3 separate regions of the Homo sapiens genome follow, and regions 2 and 3 are each linked to region 1. Evidence: chromatin loops called from intact Hi-C (ENCODE). Cell type or tissue: Caco-2. All regions are shown on one strand. Links, peaks and the distances in the headings refer to the core of each region. The heading gives the core; the rest is flanking DNA. Region 1 overlaps ANKRD6 (ankyrin repeat domain 6). Region 2 overlaps ANKRD6 (ankyrin repeat domain 6). Region 3 overlaps ANKRD6 (ankyrin repeat domain 6).

Evidence for each region. Peaks named below come from ENCODE experiments on the same cell type or tissue, not always from the same donor. Only the 100,000 strongest peaks of a DNase experiment are listed, where the experiment ranks them.
Region 2: a loop joins it to region 1, with 2.6 times the contacts of the local background. A loop is called at or near these places in 2 of 110 quality-filtered maps.
Region 3: it touches region 1 in a loop (2.9-fold over the local background); 3 of 110 quality-filtered maps call a loop at or near these places.

What each region holds. Positions count from the first base shown.
Region 1 is chr6:89,592,287-89,602,752 of GRCh38, forward strand. ANKRD6 (ankyrin repeat domain 6) reads left to right here. Exons shown (of 16, transcript NM_001242809.2): 3 at 3,630-3,728. Among named protein-coding and RNA genes, the nearest start is that of MDN1-AS1, 41 kb to the right of the region's middle. In Caco-2, for the core only: no CTCF peak of the experiment used is centred there; DNase peaks (open chromatin) are centred at 4,396 and 5,955.
Region 2 is chr6:89,522,534-89,532,999 of GRCh38, forward strand. The region is part of intron 1 of ANKRD6 (ankyrin repeat domain 6); the gene reads left to right. Among named protein-coding and RNA genes, the nearest start is that of ANKRD6, 95 kb to the left of the region's middle. In Caco-2, for the core only: no CTCF peak of the experiment used is centred there; no DNase peak of the experiment used is centred there.
Region 3 is chr6:89,499,894-89,510,359 of GRCh38, forward strand. The region is part of intron 1 of ANKRD6 (ankyrin repeat domain 6); the gene reads left to right. LOC105377889 (a long non-coding RNA gene) reads right to left here. Exons shown (of 3, transcript XR_001744257.2): 3 at 8,381-8,443. Among named protein-coding and RNA genes, the nearest start is that of ANKRD6, 72 kb to the left of the region's middle. In Caco-2, for the core only: no CTCF peak of the experiment used is centred there; DNase peaks (open chromatin) are centred at 3,978 and 7,018.

The sequences.
Region 1 (10,466 bases), core at 1,502-9,501:
TCTGGGGTGGGGGCTAAGGACAGCTGGAGGGAAGGGAGACCCATGCTAGATGATGGACGTTACCTCGTGTCCTTATTTCAAGCCTGTGGAGTGGGCAGTGGAGGTTATTCCTATTTTACAGATGAGAAAATGCTTAGTTTGGGGGATTAAGCACCAAATGACACAGGTGTTATTAGTCAGAGCTGGGATTCAAACTAAGCTCTGATACCTCTGGCCTTTCATTTCTCCACTGGCGGTTCTTCACTGACTTTGGATTAGAAAGGTGCCTCCAATCCAGGCCCATCCTGTTGGTAATTTAGTTTCTAAAGTGCCCTCCCAGAAGTGATCTTCTTTGAACCTGTCCTAGTCCATTTGGCCTCTCTAACAAGGTAACATAGAGTAAGTAGTTTAAACAACAGACATTTGCTCCTCATGGTTCTGGGAGCTGGGAATTCCATGGTCAGAGTATCAGGAGGTACTCATGCATCTGGGACCCCAAGCACAGCAGGAGGATCTCTTGAGACACACACACAAAAAAACGTTGCCAGGCACATGGCTCACACCTGTAATCCCAGCACTTTGGGAGGCTGAGGTGGGAGGATCACTTGAGACCAGCCTGGCCAACATGGTGAAACCCGTCTCTACTAAAAATACAAAAATTAGCTGGGCATGGTGGCACGCACCTGTAGTCCCAGCCACTTGGGAGGCTGAGGCCAGAGGATTGCTTGAACCTAGAAGGCAGAGGTTGCAGTGAGCCAAGATCGCGCCACTGCACTCCAGCCTGGGTGACAAAGTGAGACTCCATCTCAATTTTTTAAAAAGTACTCCTGGGTCTGTTGGCCTCTTTCCAGCCTCCCCAGGCAGCTTCTCTCCTTGCTGGTCTGTATTTTCCAGCTGCCCAGAAGCACTTGTGTCCCACCATGCTGTCACCTCCCTCATAGCACACACTTCTCTGTCCTCATGTGATGAACTCCCCTGTGTTTCAGAATGTCTTAGGAAACTTTGTGAAGGGCACATACTCAATGTCAAGAAGTCCTTGACAAGGATATGTGGTGACAGATGAAGCTGGGGACCAGGCCCAGCCAGTGGAACCTGGTCATGCCACTCTATCTGATCAGCTATGATTTCATTGGAAGAATCGAGGTTAGGGAGCACATGGCTGAGCACAGTCACTGTCAGAGAAAGGTCACTCTTCATCTCAGATGCTGCCTTTTTCTGAAGGCTTTTTATAGCCCACTTTTTTGGGGAGTGATTAAAGTAAGCTCTGACCTCTTTCCAGAATCATTCTAGTGCTTTGGTCACATTTCATGGGGAGAAATTAAGATCCTTTATTGTCTGTTATCTCTGTTTTCCTCCATGGCTCATTACCCATGGCAAACTGGTGCTTTCTTGAAATCATTAATGTGTATCCTGCTAGAGTATCAATAAAGGCCTTTGGGAAGACCTTAGGGGTATGCTTCAGCATGGGTGGGGCCATGGTTCATTGATGTTTGAATGTTTCTTCACAGTGAAACTTGTAGGGGAAAGCAAAGGAAACATGTTTGCTTGAGAATTTGGAGTTTGGCAGGGCAGTTCTCTAGATAGAAGTTGATTCACATCAAAAAGTGTTATTTCTTCTGGATGTCACCCTTGATGTGGCACCTTGGGAGCCGACATGCTTAGAGCATTTGAAGCGAATGGTCTTCTCTATGACCCAGCAACAGGGCTAAGAAGGCTACTCAGGTGCACAAGGAGAGGAACACGCTGTGTTCTGCAACCTCCTGGCATTAGCCTGGGTGCCCATCAGGAGGAGGATGAGTAAATAATAAGTGAACCAGAACTACATGAATAACATGAAAAACAAATCTCAAAAATACAAGGTTAGACAAAAAATGCCAAATTATATTGTATAGTTGAAAACTATTAGGCCAGGCACAGTGGCTAACGCCTGCAATCTCAGCACTTTGGGAGGCCGAGGCAGGCGGATCACTTGAGCCCAGGAGTTCAAGACCAGCCTAAGCAACATGGTGAAACCCCATCTCTACAAAAAAATAGAAAAAATTGGCTGGGCATGGTGACACATGCCTGTGGTCCCAGCTACTCAGGACACTGAGGTGGGAGGATCGCTTGAGCCAAAAGGTTGAAGCTGCAGTGAGCCATGATCATGCCATTGCACTCCAGCCTGGGCAGCAGAGTGAGACCCTGTCTCAAAGAAAAAAAAAAACAAAGGTTTGAAACAAGCAACACAATGTTTATATATATTGTCTTTGACTATAAACATGTAGTAAAAAATATAATGAAAAGCAAAGGAGTGATGAATACCAAATTTGAGAGAGTGGTTACCTCTGGGGATGGAAGAGAAATGAGACCTGGGAGTTGTTCACGAGGAATGTCAATGATTTATTTTTTTTCTTGAAATGGTTGGTGGTTATGTGAAGTTTAGAATATTACTTATGTTTTTTAGTGGTTGAAATACTTCATAATTTCAGTTTAGTGTTTTTGTTTGTTTGTTTTTTAAGGCAGGGTCTTGCTCTGTTGCCCAGGCTGAAGTGCAGTGGTACAATCACAGTTCACTGCAGCCTTGACCTCCTGGGCTCAAGTGATCCTCACACCTTAGCCTCCTAGGTAGCTGGGACTACAGGCACATGCCACTGTGCCCAGCTAATTTTTAAAAAAGAAAATGTTTTTATAGAGATAGGGTCTCGCTGTGTTGCCCAGGCTGATCGCAAACCCCTGGCATCAAGTGATCCTCCCACTTCAGCCTCCCAAAATGCTGAGATTACAAGTGTGAGCTACTACACCCAGCGTAGAATTTTTTTTTAAAAAGAGGAAGAACCGGCCAGTCATGGTGGCTCATGCCTGTAATCCTAGCACTTCGGGAGGCCAAGGCGGGTGGATCATTTGAGGTCAGGAGTTCAAGACCAGCCTGGCCAACATGGTGAAACCCTGTCTACTTGAAATACAGAAATTAGCTAGGTGGTAGTGGTGTGCACCTGTAATTCCAGCTACTCGGGAGGCTGAGGCAGGAGAATCGCTTGAGCCTGGGTTAGCCTGGCATTAGCCTGGGTGCCCATCAAGAGGATGATGAGTAAATAATAAGTGAACCAGGATGCAGAGGTTGTGGGGAGCCGAGATGGCGTCGCTGCACTGCAGTCTGGGTGAGAGAGTCAGACCCTGTCTCAAAGAAAAAAAAAAAAGGAAGAACCTTTCCTAATCAGTTCAATCAACAGTTTTAATTTTCACCTGTTACTAACTGGACTCCTCTGGGGCTGATGACCATGACATCTTGCTGTTCTCCCACCTCTTGCCCAGGTTCATCATGGCCACTTCATTATTCCTCAGTATTAGCACCAGTGAGAAATTAAGAGAAGGCACAAAACCCCTCGTTTTGCTACTTGATAGTCTGATGAGTGGAGAGTAGAAATAATGCACTAAAGGAAATCTTCACATTTTGAACATATCGTGTTCATTGATTGCAATGACAATAGCCAAGGTTAACTGAGACAAACTTGAATTTTGGTTAACCCATAAGAATCTCCTGCCAATCCAAAGGGGCAGGAGGGAGTGATCATCCGAAAGCCCCTGTGCAAACCTTGCTCTAGGCCCTCTGTCTCCCAAGGGAGTAGCATTGAGGACTTGTTCCGAAATCATTGTTCATTTTGCATTCACAGCATGGCCGGACTCCCCTGCATCTTGCTGCCAATAAGGGCCATCTTCCTGTGGTCCAGATCTTGCTGAAGGCTGGCTGCGACCTTGATGTCCAGGATGATGTGAGTAGAAGCCATCATTCTATCAGGCTGAGTTGGCAGGGGAGGTTTTCTGGCTAGAAATCCACAAAGTGTAAGCTGTGAGATGGGAGGGTAGTAGATGCTCTCGCAGCACATTTTAGCTGCATCTTGGTCTCTGTGGCAGCAAGAACTTCCTCTGGAAGACCTGCTCTGAGGCCCATTCTCAGTAGCAAGTTAGAGTTTGGGAGTGTGGGGTGGTTCTCCATCATGGTTCACTTCCTGTCTATTATTCAAGTGATCACTTCCTCTCTATTGTACAAAATGCCTCAAAGGGGATTTTTGCCTGTGTCCTGTCTCAGCATAAAGAGACACACACATGCACATTAGTGAGTATGGGCAAGACTTGCCGGAAATGTGTGTCAATGACCAAATTTACCATTGGAGAAAAAATGGGGATTAAAAACTTAATTTTTTTCTCATCTTAATTTCTCTTGGTCAGTGAATATGACATGGAAAATGATCTATTCAAGTTGGGGAGTTGGGGGAAGACACAGATCTCATGGAATCTAAGAAAAAGGAGGCCTCCAGAAAGAGTTTACTCTGCCACCATGCTATTATTGAGACATGGCCATCAACCAACTCAGCTCTGAGTCTATTCATTCAGGTTATCTAGAGATGGACTCTGATTGGCTCCTCTGGCATCAAGTGGCCAATCCTGAGTGAGTCAGCAGTGGCTGGGGTGGAGTCACGTAGTACAGTGGGCTGCCCTACTGGGTCTTTGGAGAAGGTGGTTCTCTAAGAAAGGACCATATAAATTGTCCTCCAACAGCTATTAGGAAAAGGTCTTTTGATAATACAGTTGAAAACTATTTTTAGAAATGGTTGCAACACTAATTCATGTAGTAGAACTCTAAGAAATAAGAACTTTTATGGGGAACACAGAATGTTGGAGTGTTTGCACTTATAACCTCTTCCAAATTCACCTTTAATAACTGTAGTTATAGAGTGTGATTCAAATTTCACATCTTCAGATATGCTACAGTGTGGTTTACTAAAGTGCTTCTAGTTTTCTTTGGGTCTGTGTATAATGTCATAAAACTTGGCAAACACACAGTAAGAAGGACAGTACTTGCAAAGAAATAACTATGACTGTTTTATGCATGGGCAGAAGGCCATCCAGTGTCTTTCATAAATCTCTGGTTATATCTGGAACTTGCTGGGTCATCAAAGATGTTATTTTCAAAAAATGTTGATTTAGCTTTAAGCCATTGATTTCTACCTTAGGTCATAATACTTTTTTATTTTCCTGCACTATGGTCATCATAACATTCTCAACTATATCATATCCTTAGATGACAGGAACAAAAATACAAGGAGAGAGAAAAGATTTTGGCCACAGAAAAGGTGGGGAATTGAGTTATTACTGGTGCAAACATGTTGGGATGCATTTGGTCTTCTCTTCGCATAATTAAAGGCTTTGCTTGCCACAGTGGCAAGGCCAAAATGCCAGGCATGCTAACCCATTCCAACTTGACACCCCTGCCTCACATCCTGGGCTCTAAGTATCACTGTGTTCTCATGCAGCAAAAGCCTTGCTAATTTCCTAGAACTGCTGCTGTTTATACCAGGCAAGGTAGGAAGTGAAACAGGCAAGAATTTTCTTAGGTAGCCAAAGTGAGACGTGTCAGCAGAAGAAAAGCCAGCTCTACTTTTAGACAGAGAGAGTCCCTTTTATTTATTGAAGGTATTTTCTTGCATCTTTTCCTTGTCCTAGAGAGACAATGCATATATTGCTTCTCCCAGATAAATTAAAATAAAAATACAACAACAAGAAATAATTGGGAGTGGAGAAGGTAGAATTGACCTTCACTAGTTCTGAAGAAATGCATTTGCCAGCAATATGATCCATGCCTGTTCTCTGTGTATTTACCATGCTGTTGATGACCAGCCTTGAAATACATGCAAGAAATCAAGGAAGAAAACTCTTGATGTGTGTCCTTTAAAGAATCTAGGAGATCAGTTATTTGAAAAAATCTCAGAAGTTACCTGTCTTGGATGGTGGGTAGAAACAGAGAATGTTAATGATATGAAGAATTTACTCCTAACTTCATATTCTACAGATACTGATCTTTATGGCATGGTAAGAACTGAGAATTAGTTGAAGAATGACCTCCAGTGGCCTGGAGTGGGATTATTATGAATTTCAACCTGTGGAAACCAGTTCTTTAGATTATGCAACTCCAGGAGCAAATTCTTTCTTGCTTCCTGCCAATCGTGTCAACTCTCATTGGAGCGCTAATGCCATCTCTGATTGGTCAATGAGCAATCACATAGCTCCCGCCTCAGAAATAGTCCAGGATGCTGTGGCCACAGTGAAAGCCATGAAAGAAGACAAAAATAAGAAAAACCACAGAGGGAAGGTTAGGAAGGACCCTAGAAGATCAGAGAGAGAAAAAGAGGTCAGCAACTTGCTTTACACACCTAACCTGTCTTGAGCTTCCTTGCAGTATGTCTGCCTGTGCCACATGGGGGTGTTTCCTCTTGAAGAGGCGCACACTGCACCCTTGCATGACTGAAATCTGCCAACACTACACTCACTCTTTTTCACCATGTAGGAAAGAAAAATAACAGTATTTCAAAACAAAGATTTAGACCTTATAGGCACCAAAGCTCTTAAAATCCCAAAGTGAGAAACACTGTCTCAGAAAAACTGAGAGCTGGCAGTTCACGTACTTCGCAAATGGGTCAACATGTTCCAAATCAAAGTGCCAAACTGCAAGGTTGCAGGCCCTTCAGGTTTCCAGCTACAGCATCTTTCCTTCTGCTTCTTGTAGTTAATCATTCAACAAATGCTTTTGGGGCAGCTCTAGTGGCTATGCTTTACTTTATGAAAGAGGCAGTCCCAACCCCACAGATGCATCTGACCTTTTCTGAGGCTCGTCCTAAGGTTAATGACTTCACAGGTTGGAAGCAGCTTGGGGTGAGTGCAAAGAGCCTTGACAATTTGATTTCTGGTCCAAGCATGCTGTCCTAGGCTTATCAATAAAATGAGAGAATTAGACATCAATAAAATGAGAGAATTAGACTTGGCACACAGTAGGGAGTCAATAAATATTCAGTCCGGGCCTGGTGGCTCACACCTGTAATCCCAGTGCTTTGCGTGGCTATGGAGGAAGGATTGCTTGAACCCAGGAGTTGGAGACCAGCCTGGGCAACATGGCAAAACTCCATCTCTACAAAAAATAAAAAAATTAGCTGGACATGGTGGCAAATGCCTGTGGTCCCAGCTACTCAGGAGGCTGAAGTGGGAAGATTGATTGAGCCTGGGAGGTGGAGGTTGCAGTGAGCTGAGATCATGCCACTGCACTCTAGCATAGGTGACAGAGTGAGACCCTGTCTCAAAATGAGTGGATGTTCACCAAATAGATAATTCAGTAAACACTGTTGAGAGTGCTCTACCTTTTCCCAGCATTTAAGAATTTCATGATTGACTTAGGTAGGTATCATATGCAAGTAAGAATTATGTCAAAGTAGCCACTTGTATGTATTGAGGCCACATCTTGTTTCTTCGTGTCATTTCAAGGAGGAAATGTTTCAATGGTAAATTTTAATCTTATAGGAGGAAAGAGTCCATTTGTAGATAACTGACCCTGTTTCAACTGAGGGCCTCAAGGTACTAAATTGTTTGTGTTGTATTCTAGGGAAGAATAGATCCAAGATGATAACCTGAGGCAGCTATTGTTTACATGTTTCATGTCTCTCACCTCAGAGCCTTTAATTCTCATCTTGGTTACTTGAGAAGGGTGGGTTTTTCAAAGCCTGAGAAAGCGTATTGCCCAGTCCTCCAGAACCATTCCAGCTAGTGTCAGCACAGCTAGCAGTACAGCCAAGGACAGCCACTTTTGGTAGGGAGAGTCCGAGCCTGGCCTGACAGCAGTGTTTATCTGACCCGGGCTCTCGGTGAGGTCTCTGTCTGAGAGGACGGCTGGAGGGGGAGCTGTGGCCTGGAAACAGGCAGGACAGCCAAAAGGTCCCCCAGAGGAAGGGGTGTGCAGGACCTTTGCCAGCAGCTTAGGACACTATGTGTTCTCGCCGCAACCTCACACAAGTCATTAGATTTCCTTGAGTCTTGCTAGTCTGGAAATGTCCTCCCAAGGTCTGAACTGAAAGTTAGATTGAGCTGCTTGCATTGAGCTAGAGTTTCACAAAGGAAAATTTTCTCAAAGGAAGCAAATACAGTAGATTGATGATGAAAGCAAGTAATAAATAACTTGGTGCCATTCCGGCTCCAAAGATACCTCAACTCATAATTTAGAGGGCAGCTTGTGAAACATGACAAAAAATATTTGACCTAAACCAAGGCTTAGGTTAGTCTGTGCCGTACCATCCAGTGAAGGCCCTTCGTGAAATAATTTGTACAGCAAGAGTGGCTAACACGACCCATATGCTCAGGGCTTGTTGCTCATACTTCATGAACAATACAGAGTGATAAGCTTTGTCCTGGAAAAAGTTGTTTTTATTGGTCCAAAGAGCACTAGAGTGTAAGTAGTTTGTGGTTATATTAAAAAGCCTGTAAGAAGTGGAAATCTAACCAAGTCAGCACTACCCTGAAAGCGTGAGCTGCAGTCGCGTGGTTCTTGCTAAGAAGGGCACTGTCTTTCTTAGCAGGTCAGTAATCATCATTGCACTGGAGGCCTATTTTGGGAAATTCCGTCACCATTCTGATAGAGAAATGGGAAGTCTTGGAAATCTTACGGAAATTTTAAAAAGTTGAGACGTGGGGCCAGGCACGGTGGCTCGCGCCTGTAATCCCAACACTTTGGGAGGTGGAGGTGGGCAGATCACTTGAGGCCAGGAGTTCAAGTCCAGCCTGGCCAACATGGTGACACCTTATGTCTACTAAAAATATAAAAAAAAAATTAGGCATGGTGGCAAGTGTCTGTAATCCCAGCTACTCTGGAGGCTGAGGCAGAAGAATCGCTTGAACCTGGGAGGCAGAGGTTGCAGTGAACCAAGATGGCACCACTGCACTCCAGCCTGGGCGACAGGGCGAGACTCTGTCTCTAAACAAAAACAAAAAGTTGAGACTTGGGCAGTATCTCATATGATTACTAGTTTCCTTGTCTAGAACTGCTTTCTAAGAGGTCTGAGGTAGACAGCGCAAATGGCACAGCCTACCTCCTGCAGCCACTGACCCAGCGGCCACATTCTTTTTTTAACCACTGCAAGGGTTCTCTTTGAATAAGGGGTCTGGGAAGGTGGATGAGAAGAAAATCAGCCTGAACCTAACTGATAACAGGAATAATAGTTTAGGATGCTGAAGGGGGGAGGTCGGTGGTGGCAGTGCTGAGGACAGTGATCTGTCCTCAGTGTCCTGACCCCCCCTCACTGCAGAAATTCCTTACCTTCCACAAATGAACAGTGGGAAGAGAGTCTGTGACAGGGACAGTCCTGTTACTGGGGTATTGTTTCTGCTCAGACTTCTAATAAGTAGCGGTTTTTCCTGATGCTAAAAGTTATCCGTGTTAAATATAAAAAGCTGGAAAATATTAAAAAGTATAAAAAGTTAAAAGAGAAAAATCCTTTCATGGATTTTTAAAGGGAGACTTTTTAATTTTAAGAAAGCAATTTTGAGTTTTAACTAGGATTTTTTATTGTAATAAAATATACATAGCATTAAATTTACTGTCTGAACATATTTACGTATACGGTTCAGTGGCATTAAGTACACTCACATTGTTGTGCAACCATCACCACCATCTATCTTTAGAACTTTGTTTCAGATTACATGTTTTTAATGTGCATTGTTTGTTACAGATCTGGGGAGTTTAGTAAGTAGAATCAGTATTTCGTTAAGGTTGTTTATAGGTAGCAGTGCATCCTTCTTTTAAAAAATCTGTTTTATCTTATGATGGCCTCTGTCCTCTTTTGGGCCAAGCACCAGGGACGCCCCAGAATGTTTTCTTTGCCCCTCTGGTGCTCTGCCAGGAAACTTCACAAAACTCTGACCAGCCACATCATAGAATCCAAGAAGGCAATGGAGGGACCCTGGGATCATCCAGGGTGACACACCTGAGGTCCAGCAGGGTGACAGGCTTCTAGCAAGCCATGCACAGCCCAGGCCTCCTGACCCCTTGTCTCGTGCTCATTGCTTTCCACCAGAACATTTCCACACTGCCCACCCATCCTCCCTTTCAAGGCTGGACCACAGGCTCAGCTTGATTTACCTCAACTTAGCTTCCTGAGGACCTGTCAGAGATAAAGGGTGCTCTTAGAGACTTCAGAACTCTCCTGTTACAGTCTTGACCTGCTTACCTCTGGGAGTGTTTCATCCTTCACTCAACTGCAATTAGGAAGAGTCAAGTTCCCTTTGGCGCCTAAAGGAGAACAACGGCCGGCAATCCCAGGAATCCGATCATAGAGAAGAGGGCTCAGAGTGCAGCATAAATCAGTGAGGATGTTGTCATGAACTCTCTGAAGAGGCTTCTTAGAAATATGCAGTGATAGCTGCAGTCCCTGGAGTCCTCAGATGAAATAGGGCAAACCCCTGCATTGCCGTTGACTAGTACAGGTCAATGAACAAATGACCCGCCTGTCATCAAATCATGAGTGCTGCTAACTGGCAGAGCTGGACAGTGGTCCCCCTGCAAGCTGGAAACTCGGCAGGCAGTAGAGATTCCAGGCATTGCTGCTTTAATTGCATAGCACACACCTGCCCTCACACCCACTCTTCACACCTGTGATAGTCATAGCCCCTGGATGGCAGGAGAGAGCCTGACC
Region 2 (10,466 bases), core at 1,337-9,336, 70 kb before region 1:
AAAAAAGAAACAACTACTCTTCTAAATTGGGAATTATGTGCCAGCCCTGTTTCGTTTGTCTAGTTCACTTTGACAGTGATTTAGTTAAGCTTTGCTAAATCCATGGGAGAGGTTTTAGCTTCCTGGGTCAGCAGTTTACACCTGTGGCTTGGGAAGTTTTTCTAGGGCAGCCCCAGAAAATTTAGGGAGTAACATCTCTTGATTTTAGAGAAATTTCCCATAGAATTTGTTTCTTTTCTTCCAGAGTAGATGAGGAGGAAGAGTCTCATAGCCTTGTGCCCTACCCATTTAGATTTGCACTCTTCCTGGTCTCAGGCATCTGACACCAACAGCCAGAGCATAAAGAGAGAAGGGATTAAATCTAGTGTCCCGAAGCCCTACCTCAATCCTCCTGAGACCCAGCCTCCAGCATGTCAGGTGCGGGGACTGGGGATTGCTCCAGGTCACAGGCATTCCTAGGTGTTGATGCAGAGATGATATTCTGTGCCCTGGGTCAGCCTAGGTGAGATGGAGACAGCAGATTCCCTCCTGAGAGCTGGAGCAGCCTCTTCAGTTTGTTTTATTCTCACTTAACAAGTCTGCAAAGGTGTTAATGTGTGCCAAAGTGTATTGGGTTGTAGGCCTCAGAAAAGGGTGTTTAAGGAGCTGTGGCACTATCAACTCTCAGGTTTGCGTTAGACAAGATTAGCATCTTCCCTTTTTTGTTCTGAAGGCTGTTTGCTTCTCTGCATTGGTAAGTGGCTACCTTCATGGGAAAGGCCAGGGATGGAGGGCCAGCTCTTAGTGAATGAAAGGAGAGAATTTGCCTTCAAAGACTGTCATGCAAAAGAACTAAAGATAAGATATTGAAGAAGGCTTTTTCTGTTATTGGTCTAGTTTATAGTTGGAGGACCTTCTGGTTCTTTTATTGGGAGCAGTGAACTTTTTCTAAGAATAGCTCAGAGGTACTGACCTGTGGCTAGAAGAGGGCAGTTCTTTATGTGTTTATCCTATTGATAACTCGTTCTTCTCCTGCCTAGAGAAGAGCTTTATTTAGTGCCCTTCTGGATCCAGAATTCAGTTTTTACCATAAGTCCAGTATTTCCTTGGTTCTATGCCCCAAGTACCCATAGTGATGCTGAGAAACGTTTGCTATGGTAGAATCTGTGGCATACCCAGGCTGCCAGCCTCATACTTCTCTGTGCTCATTTCTTTAGTAGGTGGAACATTCATTTATTCACAGTCCCTTAGGACACTACTGTGTTAGGTGCTAAGCCTGCAGAAATGTATATGTTGAAGTCACTACCCTCAAGGAGTTTATAGCATGAATAAATCTTTTTTGTCAGCATTTGTAATCTAGTATCAAAGAATAATCCTAACAGCAAATTCTCTGCCTCCATCTGATAATGATGCAGTCCGTTTGGCTACCAAACATGTTCCTATAATAAATTGAACTCATATGCAATTGGCTAAAAGGTGAATGATGTCAGTTCTTATATGGTTTTCACCCTAGGCCAGGAGAGCCAGACTAGCAGGAGTAGGATGATAACCTTTGGCAGGAAAGGAAAGGGCCATCAGCTCAGCTTTTGCACCCACAGGAGCTCTTTCTGCTGTTTTGTTTGTTTTTCCTCTTGATAATTTTCTTTTTATTTTTTTTCAGTAGCTTTTTGGGAACAGGTGGTGTTTGGTTACATGGATAAGTTCTTTGGTGATCCCTGAAATTTTGATGCACCCGTCACCCAAGCAGTATACACTGTACCCAGTGTGTAGTCCTTTATCCCTCACCCCCCTCCCACCTTCCCCTGAGTCCCCAAAGTCCACTATATTATTCTTATGTCTTCGTGTCCTTAGCTCCCACTTACAAGTGAGAACATACGATATTTGCTTTTCCAATCCTGAGTTACTTTGCTTAGAATAATGGTCTCCTACACCATCCAGACTGCTGAGAATGCCATTATTTCGTTTCTTACTCAGCCATAAAAGGGAACAAAATAACGACATTCGCAGCAACTGGGCTGGAGTTGTATTCAGTATTTTATGTCCAAGTAGTATTCAGCCATAAAAAGGAATGAAATAATGTGGTGTATATACCACATTTTTTTTAGCCACATGTTGATTGATGGGCATTTAGGCTGGTTTCATATTTTTGCAGTTGCGAGTTGTGGGGCTATAAACATGCATATGCAAGTGTCTTTTTCATATAATGACTTCTTTTTCTTTGGGTAGATACCCAGTAATGGGATTGCTGGATCAAATAGTAGTTCAACTTTTATTTCTTGAAGGAATCTCCACACTGTTTTCCATAGTGGTTGTACTAGTTTACTTTCCACCAGTAGTGTAAAAGTGTTCCCTATTCACATCCATGCCAACATCTATTTTTTTTTTTTAATTTTTAAATTATGGCCATTCTTGCAGGAGTAAGGTGGTATCTGATTATGGTTTTAATTTGCATTTCCTTGATAATTAGTGATGTTGAATCTGCTCTGCTTTAAGAAAATTAGGCTGGGTGTGGTGGTTCATGCCTGTAATACCAGCATTTTGGGAGCTGAGGCTGATGGATCACTTGAGGTCAGTAGTTCAAGACCAACCTGCCCAATATGATGAAACCCTGTCTCTACTAAAAACACAAAAATTAGCTGGGCCTGGTGGCACACACCTCTAGTCCGAGCTACTAGGGAGGCTGAGGCAGGAGAATCACTTGAACCTGGGAGGAGGAGGTTGCAGTGAGTTGAGATTGTGCTGTTGCACTCCAGCCTGGGCGACATAGCAAGATCCTATCTCAAAAAAAAAAAAAAAAAGAGTGCCTGTGCCCAGGCTCCCTCCCTAAAGACCTGCACCCCTGGCCTTGAGAGCTCTCAGATGGCAGCAAGTTGCACTTTCTCCTGCCTGTTTCTCACTGGGAATCCAGCATTTCCACGCTGTTGTTTTTGTGCATTTTAAATATATCCTGTGGCATCCTCTTGCTGCTGTTGTCCAAAGGACCACCAGGATGGCTAATGAGTAGAAAGGATTATTGGCAATACATCAGTAGGCAAACCAGGAAGAGATAGCCTCTGGCATGGACCAAAGGTGTTCTCTTTTTGCATAGGGAAGGGGCAGGTTGGGTTTTATGCCTCACTGGGCCTGTATCATAGAATAGAGTCATACATATTCAGCAGGTTTAGGGGAAAAGCTATACATAGTTATGAGGGGAGTCCTGCACATGAACAATGAGTAAACATGTAACATATATCTCATGTTCACTTTGGGGTGGGATTTTAACATTAAAGCAAAGTGGAATTTGGCTCTCTGTCTAAAGGTGAACTATAGGCCACAAAACACAGTCTTTGTAAGCTGGTCAAAACTGGCTTGAGGTCTGCAGTTGCTTATCAGGAAAGAATGTATGTAAGTCCCATTCTCTGTCCAATTGGAGTTGTAGTGGTCTGGGTTGTAAATCAGATTTAGGAAGACAATTTGTCTGACAGCTCCTATTTTTAGGGAGTTTGGCAAGAGTGTGGTTTTTCTTGTAGCTGTAGGAATTTAGGAATTCGGGGCTGTGCCCGCCAAGCCCTGAACCCTCTACCCTCTGCCCATGGGTAACTTTTGTTTCCTTAACCTTAGTGTTCGTCTTAGTCGATAAAGGGACATCTATTTTAGTCTCTCAGATCACACTGCCATGAGCTGCTGGCTTGTTTGTGAGGTACCAATTATGTGTGTACACACACTCTGGTTGCCAGGGGCTTTTAATGCTCCAGAGTGGTCTAATGGTCTACCCCATCCAGTTTCCCCATAATCTCTGGTGCTGACATCCAGGGAGCCACAAAAGTTGAACATTCATGAACCAAAGAGGTGGCAGTTTGAGCCTTCCATTCCCTCCTTCAGCCTTGCTCCTATACCTTTTCATCTATGAACTCTCAAGAAAGAGTAACAGCAGCTGTCAGCCCACAGTAGTCCTGTTGGCAGGCTCTAAAATGTGTCTTCTCAAATTGCAGCCCTGGCCTGAGCTGGAGAGAGTACCTAGTGGAATTCTGCCCATTTCACAGTGGTTCAGATCTGCAAGAAACATATGCCCTGTTTACCATTTCCTGATGGGTATGGGGTGAGGGCTCCTAAACTATGGTATTAGTCAGGGTTCTCCGAGAAACAGAATCAAGAGGACATACAGACAGAAATTTATTTTAAGGTAGTGGCTCACACAGTTATGGAAACTGAGAAGTCCCATGATCTGCCATCTGTATGCTGGAGACCCAGGAAAACCAGTGGTATAGATCTGAAGGCCTGAGGGGCAGGGAGCCTATGGCGTAGGCTCCAATCCAAGTCTGAAGGCCTGAAAACCAGAAGAGCCAAGGGCAGGAGAAAATTCCCAGCTCAACTGTCAGGCAGAGACTTCAGCCTTCAAGTGACTCTCCCACCTTGGCCTTTTTGTTTTATTCAGGCCCTCAGCAGGTTGGATGATGCTCACCTACATTGGGGAGGGCAATCTGCTTTATTAAGTCCAGCAATTCAAATGCTAGTATCTTCCAGAAACATCCTTGCACACATACCCATACATAATGTTTAACCAGATATCTGGGCATCCCTTACCCCAGTTGAGTTCACACATGAAATTAACAATCACAGGCATAGGTATATGTTGGAAATAGAGCAGGTTCAGTTTCAGACCACGGCATTAAGCAAATATTGCAATAGAAGTAGTCACAGGCATTTTTGGTTTCCCAGTGTATATGAAAGTTATGTTTATATTATACTGTAGTCCAGTAAGTATGCAAAAGGATTATGTCTAAAAGGACAGTGTATATACCATAATTTAAAAATACTTTTAGTCAGGTGCAGTGACTCACGCCTGTAATCCCAGCACTTTGGGAGGTGAGGAGGGTGGATCACCTGATGACAGGAATTCGAGACCAGCCTGGCCAACATGGTGAAACTCTGTCTCTACTAAAAATACAAAAAATAGCTGGGCATGTTGCTGGGTACCTGTAATCCCAGCTACTTGGGAGGCTGAGGCAGGAGAATCACTTGAACCCGGGAGGCATAGGTTGCAATAAGCTGAGATGGCTCCACTGTCCTCCAGCCTAGGTAACTGAGCAAGACAGGGAGACTCCGTCTCAAAAAAAAAAAAAAAAAAAAAAAAAGAAAAAGAAAAGAAAAACAAACTTTTGCTAAAAATTCTAATGATCATTTAAGCCTTCAGTGAATTGCAATCTTTTTGCTGGTGGAGGTTTCTGCTGGTGGAGGATCTTACCTCAGTGTTGATGACTGCTGACTAATCAGGGTGGTGGCTGCTAAAGGTTGGGTTGCTATGGCAATTTTGTTTTTTTGTTTTGTTTTGTTTTTTGACAGAGTCTTGCTCTGTCACTCAGGCGGGAGTATAATAGCGCAATCACAGCTCACTGTAACCTCAAACTCCCAGGCTCCAGTGTTCCTCCCACCTCAGCCTCCAAAGTATCTGGGACTGTAGGCACACACCACAATGCCTGGCTAATTTTTTAAATGTTTGGTAGTAACAAGGTCTCACTATGTTGCCCAAGCTGATCTTAAACTTCTGGGCTCAAGCAATCCTCCTGCCTTGGCCCCCCAAAGTGCTGGGATTACAGGCATGAGCCCCATCGCACCCAGCCACAGTTTCTTAAAGTCAGACGATAGTGAGTTTGCCAGATTGATTGACTCTTCTTTCACAAAAGATTTCTCTGTAGCATGTGATGCTGTTTGATAGCACTTTACTCACAGTAGAACTTCTTTCAAAATTGGAGTCAATCTTCTCAAATCCTATTGCTGCCTTGTCAAATACATTTATGTACTATTCTAAATTTTTTGTTGTCATTTCAACAGTGTTCACAGCATCTTCACCAGGAGTAGATTTCATCTCAAGAAACCACTTTCTTTGCTCATCCGTAAGAAGGAACTCCTCATTCATTCAAGTTTTATCATGAGATTATAGCAATTCAGTCACATCTTCAGGCTCCACTTCTAATTCTAGTTCTCTTGCTGTTTCCACCAAAAAGTAAGTTATATCTTCCACTGAAGTCTTGAACTTCTCAAAGTAATCCATGAGGGTTAGAATCAACTTCTTCCAAACTCTTGTTAATGTTATTTTGACCTCTTCCTGTGAATCACGAATGTTCCTAATGGCATCTAGAATGTGAAGCCTTTCCGGAAGGTTTTCCATTTACTTTCCCCAGATCCATCAGAGCAGTCACTTACTGTGGTAGCTTTGGCCTTACAAAATGTATTAAGACTTGAAAATAGAAATTAAATCCTTGATCCATGGGCTGAAGGATGGATGTTTTGTTTAGTAGGCATGAAAACAACAGTAATCTTTTTGTACATCTCCATCAGAGCTCTTGGGTGACCAGGTGTATCATCCGTGAGCAGTAATATTTGGAAGGGAATCTTGTTATCTGAGCAGTAGGTCTCAATAAGCATGGACTTATTCAGTAAGCCATGATGTAAACAGATGTGCTGTCATCTGGCCTTTGTTGTTCCATTTATAGAGTACAGGCAGAGTAGAATTAGCATAATTTGAAAGGGCCCTGGGATTGGCACATCAGCATTCACTTCATTTAAAGTCACCAGCTGCATTAGCCCCTAACAAGAGAGTCACCCTGTCCTTTGAAGCTTTGAAGCCAGGTGTTGACTTCCCTCTAGCTATGAAAGTCTTAGATGGAATCTTCTTCCAGTAGAAGGCTGATTCATGTACATTGAAAAATCTGTTGTTTAGTGTAGCCACTGTCACCAATTATCTTAGCTAGATTTTCTCTTCTTAGATAACTTACTGTAACTTCTACATCAGCACTTGCTGCTTCACCTCACACTTTTAGTTATGAAAGATGATTCCTTTCCTTAAACCTCATGAACCAACCTCTGCTAGCTTTAGACTTTTCTTCTGCAGCTTCCTCACCTCTCAGCCTTTGTAAAACTGAAGAGAGTTAGGGCTGTGCTCTGGATTAGGTTTGGTTCAAGGGAATGTTGTGTCTGGTTGATCTTCTATCCAGACCAAACTTTCTCCATATCAGCAATAAGGCTGTTTCACTTTATTATGCCTGTGTTCACTGGAGCAGCACTTTTCGTTTCCTTTAAGAACTTTTCCTTTGCATTCACAACTTCGCTAACTGGTGTTAGTGGCCTAGCTTTTGGCCTTTCTTAGCTTTGACATGCCTTCATTAAGTATAATCATTTCTAGCTTTTGATTTAAAGTGAGAGACATGAAACTTGTCCTTTCACTTAGAGGCCATTGTATGGTTATCACTTGGCCTAGTTTTGATTTTGTTGTGTCTCAGCAAATAGGGAGGCCCAAGGAGAGGGAGAGAGAAGGGGAACCAGGGGTTGGTGGAGGAGTCAGAGTACACATAACATTTACCAATTAAGTTTGCCATTTTATGTGGTGTGGTTCAGGGTACCCCAAAACAATTACAGTAGTAACATAAAAGATCACTGATCACAGAGCGCCATAACAAATATAATAACAAAACAGTTTGAGGGCTGGGCATGGTGGTTCACGTCTGTAATCCTAGCACTTGGGGAGGCCGAGGTGGGTGGATCACTTGAGCCCAGGAGGTCGAGACCAGCCTGGGCAATGTGGTGAAACCCTGCCTATACAAAAAGATACAAAAATTAGTTGGGCACGGTTGTGTACATTTGTTGTCCCAGCAACTTGAGAGGCTTACTTGGGAGGATTGCTTGAGCCCAGGAGGTTGAGGCTGCAGTGAGCTGTGACTGTGCCACTACACTCCAGCCTGGGCAACAGAGTGAGACCCTGTCTCAGAAGAAAAAAGTTTGAAATATTGCAAGAATTAGCAAAATGTATGACATATGGACATGAAGTGAGCACATGTCGTTGGAAAAAATGGTGCTGATACGACTTGCTCAAGGTAAGGTTGCCACAAACCTTCAATTTGTTTAAAAAAAAAAAAAAGTGAAGCACAACAGAGTGAAGCGCCGTAAAATGAGACATGCCCAAATCTTATTGATTAGGGAAGGGGGAGTAGTTCACTGTTTTTTGTTTGGCCTCATTCTGTGGTGACCTTAAGTGAGTAAAAACACTGTTTCAGTGGCAACTGGGAGTTGAGTAGCACAGTTTGCTTTCAGGGAGAGGGAGACAGACCATCAATGGTGTTCATTTTGTGCAGTGCCCAGACAGCACCAGGCTGGCCACTCACAGTGCTTTATCTTGGGGCCAGTCAGGGCCAGCAGGAAGGGCTCTGGTTGGAGGAATAAAGAATGTGGTAAAAGCCAGGAGGGCTTGCTTTGAAAATGTTCCGGGAGAAATGGAGAACTGGATTCTGAAAGTTGTACTTGCTGGGTGGAGAGGTTCCAGTAACAGCTACATTGGTATCTCCCGGCTCTGCCATTGTCTCAGTCCTCTAGTCTTCATGCTGCTCAATGGCCGACCACTTGAAAGTCATGGATACTACCTCAAGGAACAGATCTATTTATTAAATTCAACATTGGAATGTCAGGAGTTACAAAGTCTGTTGGGTTTGTTTTCATGACACATACGCATAAAGTGTAATCATGAGATACCGAGGCAGGCATTATTATCCCCAGTGTGCCTTAGGAGTTGTAAGTAAAGGATACATGATAAATCATTGTGGCTGCACACCTCAGAGAGCTGTGTGTCTATGGGAAGGAGAGGTGGCTCGGGGCCTGTGAGCATGCATCCGCCTGCCAGTGCGCGGAAGGTGCGCTCCTGTCTGGGAATCGAGCCAAAGTGCGGATCTGTTCTTTCTCTTAGCTCCTGTTTTCACAGTTATGTCGCTGTTAGGATGAGGAAAGGAGGTAGCGGAAACAATAGAATGGAAGATATGGGCAAATAAATATGCTCAAATGGAGAGAACCAATGAATCCCTGTTACTAGCAAGTACTTTCCTTGAAGGAAGTTTATAGAATGTTTTATCTCCCATTTCTAAGAGAAAAGGCATTAATATCCAACCATGTGGATCGAAGCATCTTGATATTTTATGGATTCTTCCATTTCTGCTTCTCTGCATTCTCCCCCTAGTGCAAGCCTTTGACATCTGCACATGCTGCTTGCAGCAACATCTCACAGCAATATCTCCTGGCTCCGTCATTGCCCCATCCCTCCAGTCTTCATGCCACACTGTGGCAGACCATTTAAAAAATTGGAGATCCGGTCTCTTGGACCTTCCTCCAAAATGCCCTCCTGGGGTTCACTATTGCCCTGTATCCCTTCTTTGATCTTATATCCCATGACTTACCTGCCAGTATCATCGGACCTTTGGGTGGCCCACACTACCACCTTGTCTCTCCTCACTCCCTGTATTAGGATTCTCCTACAAAAAAGGCCAATAGGTTGTGTGTATATAGAGAAAAAGATTTAGTAGAAAGAATTGGCTCATGCCATATGGAGACTGGTGAATCCAAAATCTGTAGGGTGGGTTGGCATGCTGGAAACCCAGAAGAGTCAATGGTGCGGTTTGAGTTCTAAGGCCAGCAGGCTGGAGACCTAAGAGAGCTGATGCTGCGGTTCAAGACAGTCTGTTGTAGAACCAACGAGGAAGAGCCAATGTTGCGGATGAAGTCTGAAGTCAGTCTGCTGGTAAATTATCTCTTGCTTGGGAGAGGCTGGTCTTTTTGTTCTGTTTAGGCCCTTAACTGAATGGATGAGGCCCACACACATATGGAACCAATCTGCTTTATTCGGTCTATCAATTTAAATATTAATGTCATCCAAAAACACTCTCACAGAAATACCCAGAATCATGTTTAACCAAATATCAGGGCACCCTGTGGCCCAACCAAATTGACATTATTAACCATCACCTCCCTCTTTTGCTTTCTGTCGTCTGTTTATACTGGACCTCTCCTAACTTTTCTAATATGTTACATTAATTCTGAACTCTGGGCTTTGTACGTGCTGTTTATTCCATCTGGAGTGCTTTTTCATCTGGCTCATTCTAATTCATCTATCAGCTGAAATTCCCCTTTCTTAAAGGGCACTTCCCAAATTTCCCTGGCTAGGTTTATTCCCTCTGATATATGTCACCAGAGCACACTACACTTTCCTTGATAACGCATATCACAATTAGAGTTCCTTGTTCATTGTCTGCCTTCCCCACTAGAATTTAAGCTCCATGAGGGCAGGGAGCTTATCTGTTTTGCCATTACATGCCTGACACTTCCCTGCTGCTCAAAGATCATTCAATGAATGAAAGAACGTATTGAAAGCTTACAAGATAGTAAATTGATTTTTTTTTCTTTTTTTTTTGAGATGAGATCTCACTCTGTCACCGAAGTTGGAGTGCAATGGCACGATCTTGGCTCACTTCAACCTTTGCCTCCCGGGCTCAAGCCATCTTCCCACCTCAGCCTCCTGAGTAGCTGGGATCACAGCCATGTGCCACCATGTCCAGCTGATTTTTTGTATTTTTTTTTTTTTTTGAGATGGAGTCTCGCTCTGTTGCCCAGGCTGGAGCCAGTGGCGTGATCTTGGCTCACTGCAACCTCCGCCTCCCAGGTTCAAGCGATTCTCCTGCCTCAGCCTCCTG
Region 3 (10,466 bases), core at 862-8,861, 93 kb before region 1:
GAAGACAAATGCACTGCAAACCAAAGAGTAATGGAGACAAAAAGCATGAAATGCCCACTGAAATCCCTAAAGCCTCTATAAAATCGTACTCTGAAAAGCCTCCGAGGCATCTGGGCTTATAATTTGTTCACTGTCTCTCCAGATTCCATCACACCCCAGTTTTATGAGGCCTGGGCTTGGGGTGATGTGAATGGTCACCTTTCCCACCTCTGGTGGCTCTTTTATCTTGCTCCAGTTGATGACCTTGATGCTTCTAGAGGAAGGAAGCAGAGGCTTCTGTCACTGAGACAGCTTCTGGTCACTTGAGCAACACAGGGGCTAAGTTCTAGAGCTCCCAGCCCTGCCTCCCAGGAGAGAGCCACAGATCACTCACTCTCCTTTTTTTCTTCCCCTTTACTTGGAGGTGGAATTCCAAGCAGAGAAGCCAGAGGCTGCCTGTGCTGTGATATTGAAGATAGAAATACTACCCTGAAGTTCCTGGCATGAAAAATATCACAGTACAGGCAGCCTCTGGAAATGGAATGAATATACCATGGTTAGAAAAATGCATCAGGCTGCAAAATTTTCACCAGGCAGTCCTACTATTAATAATGTCATATGATATATTTTTTAATAAAGCAATACATTAAAAAACGAATAGTAACTGGAATTGAAAAAGTCCTGGCTGTATCACCAGATGTGTCTTCTTCAGTAAGCCATTGAATTTCTGAGAGTTCTCAGAAATCGTGTAATGGGGGAAGAGCCTAACGCCCTCCTCCCAGGTCCCTAATCTCCCAGGAGATTAAAGGGGCTGTGGGATGGGAAAGCACTTTGGAAATTGTAAATAGCTACAACAAAGTTAATTGCTATTCTCATTAGAGCTATGAGGCTTTTAGTGGCTTTAGGCATTAATAATAGATGAGCTAGCATCCAGGACTGTGGGCCGTAGTTTTAAGTTTCTGTTGATTCTTGTTGTATTTTGATTTATTAGGTCCAACTTAATCTATTTCAGGCCAAGGCAATGGGTTGTGAGCTGAGTAAATAATAAAGATAATGTGATGCACTTAACACAGTCAGAAGAGGACTGTCCCCAATTAGTCTTTTTTTTTTTTTTTTTTTTCTAGCACAGAAAAAAGCACAGCTCTTACTGTATCTGAAAGACACTTTGGTAGGAATGCTCATCAAGACGGGGCTTGCACCTGAGGCCATTTCTTAGGAGTAGCTTTTGCCTGCATCATAATTTCAGAACATGTGATACTTGGGATGCTTTTCGTCATTGAGGTTTACTTGTCTTTATATGGAACATAATTTGTACCTGCAAAATCAAGACTTAACGATTAATTGTTTTCCCTTATGGAAGCCTAAGGCTTGTTTCTACGTATTTCCAGGGTTTTGTTCTTTAAGGAACACATGCTTATGAAAAAACACAAATACTTTCAGCAAAAAGTCTTCTGTGTCTCCCTTCCTCAAGTTGAGCTTGGAGTCAGTGGAGCTCTGATCTGCATTTGCATTTGAGAGGGATGCCTTCTTGGCAAATACAGCATGCCAGATATGTCAGTATTGGGTTGCTTGGAACTCCTTAAGCTTACTTAAACATTCTTTAGAAACACATTCCTTTGAAGAGCTCAGCAGAGCTCCCAGCCACGAGAATGCTAGGCTTATTCACAGCGTGGCTTTTACTCTCTGTAACTAATCCACAGCACATCTCTCTGGAAGGAAGCAAAATTTAGCAAGTTGCCTGTTGATTGTGTACCATACAGTATTTTTGCATTAAAGAAAACTACTTATTTCAGATACCTGGGGAGGGGCTTTATGGATAACATCCATGTGGAGATGCTTGAAAATACTGTTTGTTACACCAAAGTGAATGGGTGTTTTGTGCTTGTGTGATGCAGTAACTATGATTCTTATTTCATTTATTTCTCATTTAGAAGGTGTCGTGGTGCTAAGTCTCTGATACAAGGAGTTATCTTAAAAAAAAAAAGGCAGTGACTTGAACTGAGTGGTAGGAATAATAATATGTCCCATCTCATCACCTCCCCACAGGATTTATGTGTTCTTTTAATGGGTCTGGTTTGTGGATCGTTTCACCTTCATTGGTTTCCAGCTGAAAGTGCTGGTGGGCAGCTGCTGCAGATGATTAACACTTTCACCTAGCCTCCCATATTCTTATTGTTAACATTAAATTACACTTGCCTTAAATCTCTTTTTATTCAGTTTCTTCATTGGTTGTTAGATGTTTGTAACTTTTTTCCCCCAAGGTCCACCATGTTTCTTCATAGCAACCATGGTAATTATTAGGATAGTAGGCATATCTGGGGTTTACACTGCCTGTTTATTTGAAAAATATTTTTTCAGTTTCAGGTATATAGTTATTTCAAATAATGTAACATTGCCATACTTAACGTAACTATAATAAAAATAACTTAACCATAATTATCTCATGCAGAATAATCATTTGAACATTCCAAAGGTGATATAAAGAGAAATAGACTGGGCATGGTGTCTCATGCTTGTAATCCTAGCACTTTGGGAGGCTGAAGCAGGTGGATCGCTTGAGCCCAGGAGTTCGAGACCAGCCTGGGCAAGGTGGCGAAACCATGGCGAACCTTTATTTAAAAAACATGGCAAAGCGTTATTATTTAAAAAAAAAAGGATAAAGGGAAATAGGTCCAAATCCCTATCTACTAAAAGCTTACAGCCTAGTCTTATTTATTTTTTAGAAGAGTCTGGGCCAATGAATACTTTTTAAAAAGTTGGCTTTTAAAGCATATGCAGATTTGATCCTTGCTTTCCTTACCTGACGGGACCCTTTTTGAGCTTTTGGCTATTGTCAAGAAAATATAGCAATTAAATCCCATTATGATAATAGCTATGGAAATGTAGTACTTACAGTGGCAGGTACTATTCTAAGTGTTATTTATGTTAATTGATTTAAATTTAAAAATACAGAGATCTTCACTTAGGGTATGACAAGATAAATTTTATTCCACCAAGGGGACTGGGGTGTGGAGGTGGGGGTTGGCTGGTTCTAACAGGATTTCCCCCATCCTTTGCTGCAGCTGCTTCTATTTCTATATAACTCTGGGCTGTAACCCCTCCACCACACCCTCTGCACCCTCCCTATAGTGCTGCCCCTTCCAATGTCTCTTTCATCCTGCAGGCAGCAGGGTTCTTGGCTTGGACTCACACAGTTCTTTCAGCCAGAACCAGAGGTAATCTGCAGAAGCTATAATATCTCACTGAGGTTAGTAATTGGAAAAAACTACTGAACTCTCAGGCTGTGATGAGCTTTTTGCATTAGGCTAGTGGGTGGGTCTGATGCTTTTTGGCTGCTGGGGTGATCAAGGAAGGATTGAAAGAGAAAGACGAGAGTCCTCAGAAATGGGGTCCCACTGCTTCTAAGGTTGTGCACATTAGGAAGTCGTGATTAGGCCAGTGCCTAATGTTACCTCTCTTGGGCAGAGAGGACAGAAAGCCATTAGAGGACAGAAGGCCATTGGTTCGGGTGTTTATTTTATGCCTGCTGCATCTCATAAAGCCCCTGGGCTGTAGAAGGAGAGTTTAGGTTGCTCTGGACAGAGTATGGGCTTCTGAGTCAGAGGGAACTTGAGTTTGGCCCCTTGTACTGCTTACTATGTGTGTAGACGTGGGCAAGTTACCTAATCCCCTACATTCTTCATCTTGTCATCAAATTCAATAAATATTAAGTGCCTGCTATATGTGGCTGATATAGGCTTGAACAAAACAAGTTCTATTCTCAAGGAGCCAGAGAGGGTGACAAATGGTAAACAAAATAAATTAATACATTATATAGATGGCAATAAGTGCTAAGACTGCAGTTTTAAATAGGGTAGTCAGAGAAGGCATCACTGATTAGGTAACATTTGTACAAACACTTGTAGGCCCTAAGGGAGAAGCCTGTTTCACTAGCTGGTGATAAGAGCATTCCTTGTAGAGGGACCATAGTGCAAGGCCTTGAGGCAGGGGTGTGCCTGGTGTGTTGGTAGAGGAGCAAGGAGGCTGGTGTGGCCAGAGCAGAATGAGCCAAGGGAGCAGGAGGTGATGTAATCAGAGAGGTAAGTGGGGAGCAGACGCTGGAGGACTTTGGAGACCATTGTCCAGACCTGGGCGCTTATTCTGGGTAAAATGAGAAGCCACAGTGGTAGTGAGGGAGAGGGTGTTTGAGTAGAAAAGTGACAAGGTCTGACCTGAGGTTTAAAGGATCACCTTGGCAGTTGTATTGAGATAGTGTGGGGGGCGGGGGGTGGGGGGGAAGGAAGAACGGAAACAGAAAGACCAGGCACGGGGCTGTTCAGCATCCACGTGAGAGGTGATGGAGGCCTGCATCAAGATGGGAGTGGTAAACGAGGGAGAATGATCGTATCCATTTAATAATAACCAGCTGATGGGATGCTGTGAGGTTAAATGGGATGCGTAGGGAACGTGGGTTTGTAGGTTCTCCATAGAGGGTAGCTGCTGCTCTTATTATTGAGACTCTTGTTGTAGGACAGTCTCTCTCTCGCTCTCGCTCGCGCTCTCGCTCTTTTAGACAGGGTCTCGCTCGGTTGCCCAGGCTGGAGTGCAGTGGCACGATCATAGCTTATTGCACCCTTGAACTCCTGGGCTCAAGAGATCCTCTGCCTCAACTTCTTGAGTAGCTGGGATAAAGACATGTGCTACCCGCCTGGTTAAATTAAAAAAAAAAAAATTATAGCGATGTGGCCTTGCTATATTGACCAGGCTGGTCTCAAACTCCTGGACTCAAGCAATCCTCCTTTCTTGGCCTCCCAAAGTACTAGGATTATAAGTGTGAGCTACTCTGCCTGGCTGAAGGACGGTCTTGAAGTAAAGGAAACAAATTGGGAATTTGCCCATCCAGTCTGCAGCAGTAGTGTGGGGAATAGAACTTAGACGTGCTGGCTTTAAAGCAAATAGAGGGCTTCTTGCCTTTCCCTTTAATGAAAAATCTAAATCACTGTGCACCCACAGCCTGGAAATGCTCAATTAAATCGCATGCACGTCACAGAACTCCTGACATCACAGCTTCTTTTTTTGGCCCCACCTTATACCGTGTGAGCTTTAACTGTAAGTAGCGAGCTTGGTTTCCATGAGTCACATGTGTCCACAGGTAAGTTGTGTGGCTGATTGGCCCATTATGTCAATTTCAGATTAGCTTTTATGGTTTTAGTTTCCCTGTGTGTCCTCCCCTTGCCCTTTCTTCTCTGCAGGCAGAGTTGGTCTAATCCTGACCATCCTGGGGCTATGCTGGTTCTCCATTTCCTTACCCGGCATCTGTATTTCTGCCTTCTCCAGGGGCTGTCCTCCCGTATGCACCATCTGTGCAATTTCAGCACTTGCTACCCATCCTGAAGTGCTTAGAGATTGAGTAGTTGGAAAATAAACAGTGGAGGGATCATTGTATTTTCATTTTTTAGTGTTCTTAAAAGATACAGGATTTCTGTTGTGAATAAGTAAGGGATCAGCATAGGAAACAGCAACTCCTCTAGGCATTTTAAGCAGAAGGAGACAGAATTGAGTGCTCACAGAATCACTGGCAGGGCTGGGCCCTCAGAGCAACTCCCAGAAGAGTGAAGATCTGGTCCTCTGGCAGGGCTGCCAATTACAGGACATTAACTGGACCTGTAGGTTCAAGAATCCACTCTTTACTGGGTTCCAAAGTTCAGGAAGCCTGAACGGAGAAGGGTCTGCCACTACAGTGCCTCCTGGCACTCAAGAGAGTGGCCCTAGAGTGTGGTTACAGAAAACCCACCCATTTTGTGCAGCCATTATGGAAAGCCATATGGAGGTTCCTCAGAAAATTCAAAATAGAACTGCATTGTGATCCAGCAATCCCACCTCTGGGTATATATCCAAAGGAAATGAAATCACTGTCATAAAGAGACATCAGCACCCCACGTTTGTTGCAGCATTACTTAAAATAGCCAAGATGTGGAAATAACCTGTGTCCACTGAATAAAGGAAATGAACCCCAGTAGTATATTCATCCTTAATAAAGGAGAGCCTGCCATTTGCGAAAACATGCGTGAACCTGCAAGATGTTATACTAAATGAAATAAGCCAAACACATGACACTACTGTGTGATTCCACTTATATGTGGAATCTTAAAAAGTCAAACTCATAGAAATAGAGTAGGAAGGTAGTTGCGGGGGCTGGGGGAGGGCGGTGGAAGCAATGGGAACATGTTAGTCAAAGGGTATAAACTTTCAGTTATAAGATGAATAAGTTCTGGAGATCCAATGTGCAGCATGGTGACTATAGTTAGTGTATTATGCTTGAAAATTGCAAGGAGAGTAGATCTTAAGTATTCTCACCACATACAAAAGTAACTGAGGTGATGGATGTGTTAATTAACCCGATTGTGGTACTCATTTAGGAATGTATGCATATATCAAAACATGTTTACCTTAAATTTATACAATTTTATTTATTTTTATTTTTTGAGATGGAGTTTCTGTCACCCAGGCTGGGGTGCAGTGGCGCAATCTCAGCTCACTGCAACCTCCACCTCCCGGGTTCAAGCTATTCTTCTGCTTCAGCCTCTCGAGTAGCTGGGATTACAGGCGTGTGTTACCGTGCCAGGCTAATTTTTGTATTTTTAGTAGAGACGGGGTTTCACCATGTTGGCCGGGCTGCTCTTGAACTCCTGACGTCAAGCGATCCGCCCTCCTTGGCCTCCCAAAGTGCTGAGATTACAGGCGTAAGCCACCACCCCCAGCCTAAATTTATACAATTTAAATTTGTCAGTTATACCTCAACGAAGCTGGACAAAACAAAACAAAAACCCACTTCCCATTCCACAGTTTGCTTGCCAGCCAAAAGCTGCCCAGAGAAGGCCTCTGCTTCACTTCCTCCCTAATTTTGCACAGGTGACTTTAGTTGGTTCGCATCCCGATCTCTAGCTGCAAGGTGTGGAGCCTGAAAAATGTAGTGTTTAACCTTCTGTCCTCTCCAACTAGGAGGCAGTTGAGGTGAGATTAAACAAGCCAATCCCTAGTCTGCCTCACCTCATGCTTGTCTGTGGTGAATACTGCAGGGGCCTCTTCTTCCATGTGTTGGCATTGGCCAGTGTTGAGGATTCCATATGCAATATAAATAAGACTCTATGCTAAACACTGAATCCAACTGTCAATATTTTCCAAGCTTATCTCTAGTACAATACTGTGTGCTTTGTAACAGGGTAACTTTTATTATCAATTAACATTGTGATGACCACCTCTGATATCTGTAAAATAAACAAAGTAGGCTCCAATCACTGACAGGCAGATTTTGGTTTGTTTATATTTGAAGAAAATAATGGGTCTGTATTTCTGTTAAACACATAATTTTTTTTATGGTTCATATCATTACATAAAAAGACTGGGCTAGTTGCATTATTTATGTAAAAATATATTCTCAGTATTTGATATGAACAGCAATTTTAGCATACTCTTCACTATAAAAATATGCAGGAGTGGATGTTAAGTATAGGTAAATAGCAAGGAAAGCACAAACCAGCATCAGCACTGGTCTTACCAGTCTGATTTCTCTGGAGTGCAGAATTACCCATTTGTTGCAGCTCTATGTTGAGCAATGTTCTGTAAAAGTTAATCAAGTGTCTTTAATCATTAGCTGATAAAGCAGCAGGGAATTAAGCTAGCCTAATTAGTTTGGGAACTAAATCAGACAGAACAAACAGAGCACGGGGTAGGACAAATGGATGTTTGGTGGCCTCATTGGAAGAAATAGGTTACCTTTGATATTATGGTAATTCCTTGTCATTCATGGGATTCCTGAGAAGTGCCCTTGCTGATAAAAACTGAAATTGGCAGATCAGTGTCTATTTCAAAATTGGGAGTTGGGATAAAATAAAGTAGCACATACACATCTAATCCTACTTTATATATACACATGTATACTATAAAATATATATAGTAAATGCTCCAAAGATAGCTGCTTCCAAAACAGACTATATTCCTTGGTAATTCTTTCAAATCATTTTATTTTATTGTTCAGGAAACTTTCCTGTAGCTGTGTCCTAGAATGATCCAGCTGCCAGTTTTATATTATGCAGCCTACACTTTTCCCCCCAAGTTTGATTATGAAAATGTTCATACATACAGCAAAGCTGACTTTTACAGTGAACACCTGTATACCTACCACCTGCATAAATTCTATATTTTATTAAGCTTGCTTTATCACCTAGATACCACCTGTATTCATTATTTATTGCTGTATAACAAATTACCCCAAACTTAGTACTTTATTTAAAACAATAAACATTTAGTATTCCGTACTGTTTTTGTGCGCCAGGAATCCAGGAGTGGCTGGGTGGTTCTGGCTCAAGGTCCCTTGTGAGGTTGCAGTCTAAGACATTGGCTAGGGCTGCAGTCTTCTGTGCTTTGATTGAGCCTGGACAATCTGCCTCCAGGAGGTCTCACCCACATGGCTGTTGGCTTGAACCTTAAAGGATAGCTCTGGTCAGGTACAAATGGGTGTTGACAGTAAGTGACCTAGAAGTGATGAGAGTTGGGGAAATCAGGGAATTCCCAGGAGGTGGAACTTGCCATAGCATCCCAGCCAGGGCACAGGTGCAGAAAGAGAAAGTCATATGAAGTGTAAAGCAGAATGAGAGCATGGCTCAGAGATACGTGTGGGGGGCAAAAAGGATTTCCAGCAGAAAAGATAGATTACATTGGGGGAGGTGGCTTTAATGGCTCCTAAAGGGAGGGTGCCTCAGCTACTGAGATTGAAATTGTCGGACACGGTCATCAACATTAGAAAAACAGCAGCACTGAGATTTATTTTCCTGGTTACCTATATTTTATTCACATATTTAAGTGTTAAACTGAGGTTGAAATGTTGTGAATGGTCCCCACTTCTTAAAGCTTTGCTCTACTGGGAGATTTTTAAGAAAATCTCACGGCACATCTTCCTAATTTTTAAATTTGTATTCCTGTTCCTGACCCCAGAATAGGCCCAACTAGACAACAGATCTGTGGGAATGTTTGGCTCTCCATGAACCACAAAGACTCCTCCAACACAGAGGTGCAGTACCCACCTGGGCCAAGGAGGGAAGATGCAGGTGAGGAGGGTGCTTCCAAAAGGTGTGTGGAGCTGTTTGTTGAGGGCCATGAAGCTCTTGCACAGGGATGGGAGGAGGCAACTAACCAGGGCTCTGGGTGGAGGCCAGCTGCCCTCCCTCTGGGCGACTGTGCACCCTCCCACTCTCCCTGGGAGGCGGGCGCTTCCTTTGAAGTGCACCAGTGACCTGCCTCTCTCCTGGCTGCTTCCTGATGTCTTGCTGGCAGCAAGTGGGCTAGGGTCGGCTTGCCCAGAGGGGCGCATCCAGGTGGGGTTCACCTTTCTGAACCAGGTAGGGAATGTCTTGGTGCTCCCTTGATTTGAAGGGGAGGACCATCCTTTATTGGCAAAGAACAGAGAGCAAACAATGAAAAGACCACACTGGGCCAAGTCAGTGACCCATGAATAAGGAATTCCAAGCTTTTAGTGCGGGAGAGCCTTGGAAATCATCTCATACAGCCCCTTCACTTAAAGATAAGAAAGAAACATGAAGCCAAGGGACTGGACAACTAGTTTAAGGGTGGGCTAAGTAAGACGTGGAAGTCCTGGTTTTCTGTTACTGAGGGCTGCAGTTTATTTTATGCCTACTTTGTATGTATTGGATTCTGTAGAATGACAGTTCACACAGTGCCAATTCATTATATTACAAAGATAAAACATTGCCTTTATTTTTTTCTCAAAATAATAAAGGTTATATGGTACTTGCGGCATTAGCACTTGCCAGGTACTGTTCTCCCTTCCTGACAGATAGAAATCGTCATTTAATCTTCTAACAGACCTATGAGGTGAATACCATTACTTTCCCCACTTTATGGGTGAGGAAACTGAGGCCCAAAGAGGTCAAGTTAACTTCTCCCAAGTAATGTGGTGATGTCTAGATAGTGAGTGACAGCATTGGGATTTAAGCCAAGTATGCTGACTTCACAATCCATGTTCTTAACCACACTATACCTTAATCGCCAGTGCAAACATTAGCGCTGTTTACTGGCTTTTCAAAGCTTTCTGTTTTCCAGGCATGTGATGGGCTTGCGTTTCCTGGCCTCCTTGTGTTTTTGGAGCCATGTGACTACTTCTAGCCATGTTGAGAGAAGCATGCTATATCACTTTTGGGCTAAGTCACTCTGTCACCAGTGTGTGACCCTCCAGATCTCTCTTGCCCTCTGCTGTGGAGACTGGCAAAGCTCCAGATGGTGGTTGCTCTGTCAGTCTGGGCAAGTTGGAGAGGAAACAGCCTCAGCCAGCCCTAAGTGGGTGTAGCATAAATGCAAAATCAACTTATGTTATTTAGCCACTGAGATTTGAGGCTTGTTTGTTACTACAGCATAATTTAGCCTATCTTGAGTCACATAATAATCTCTGATGTGCCTAACGTTTTAAGGGGCACATTAGCAAATAGGTTGGC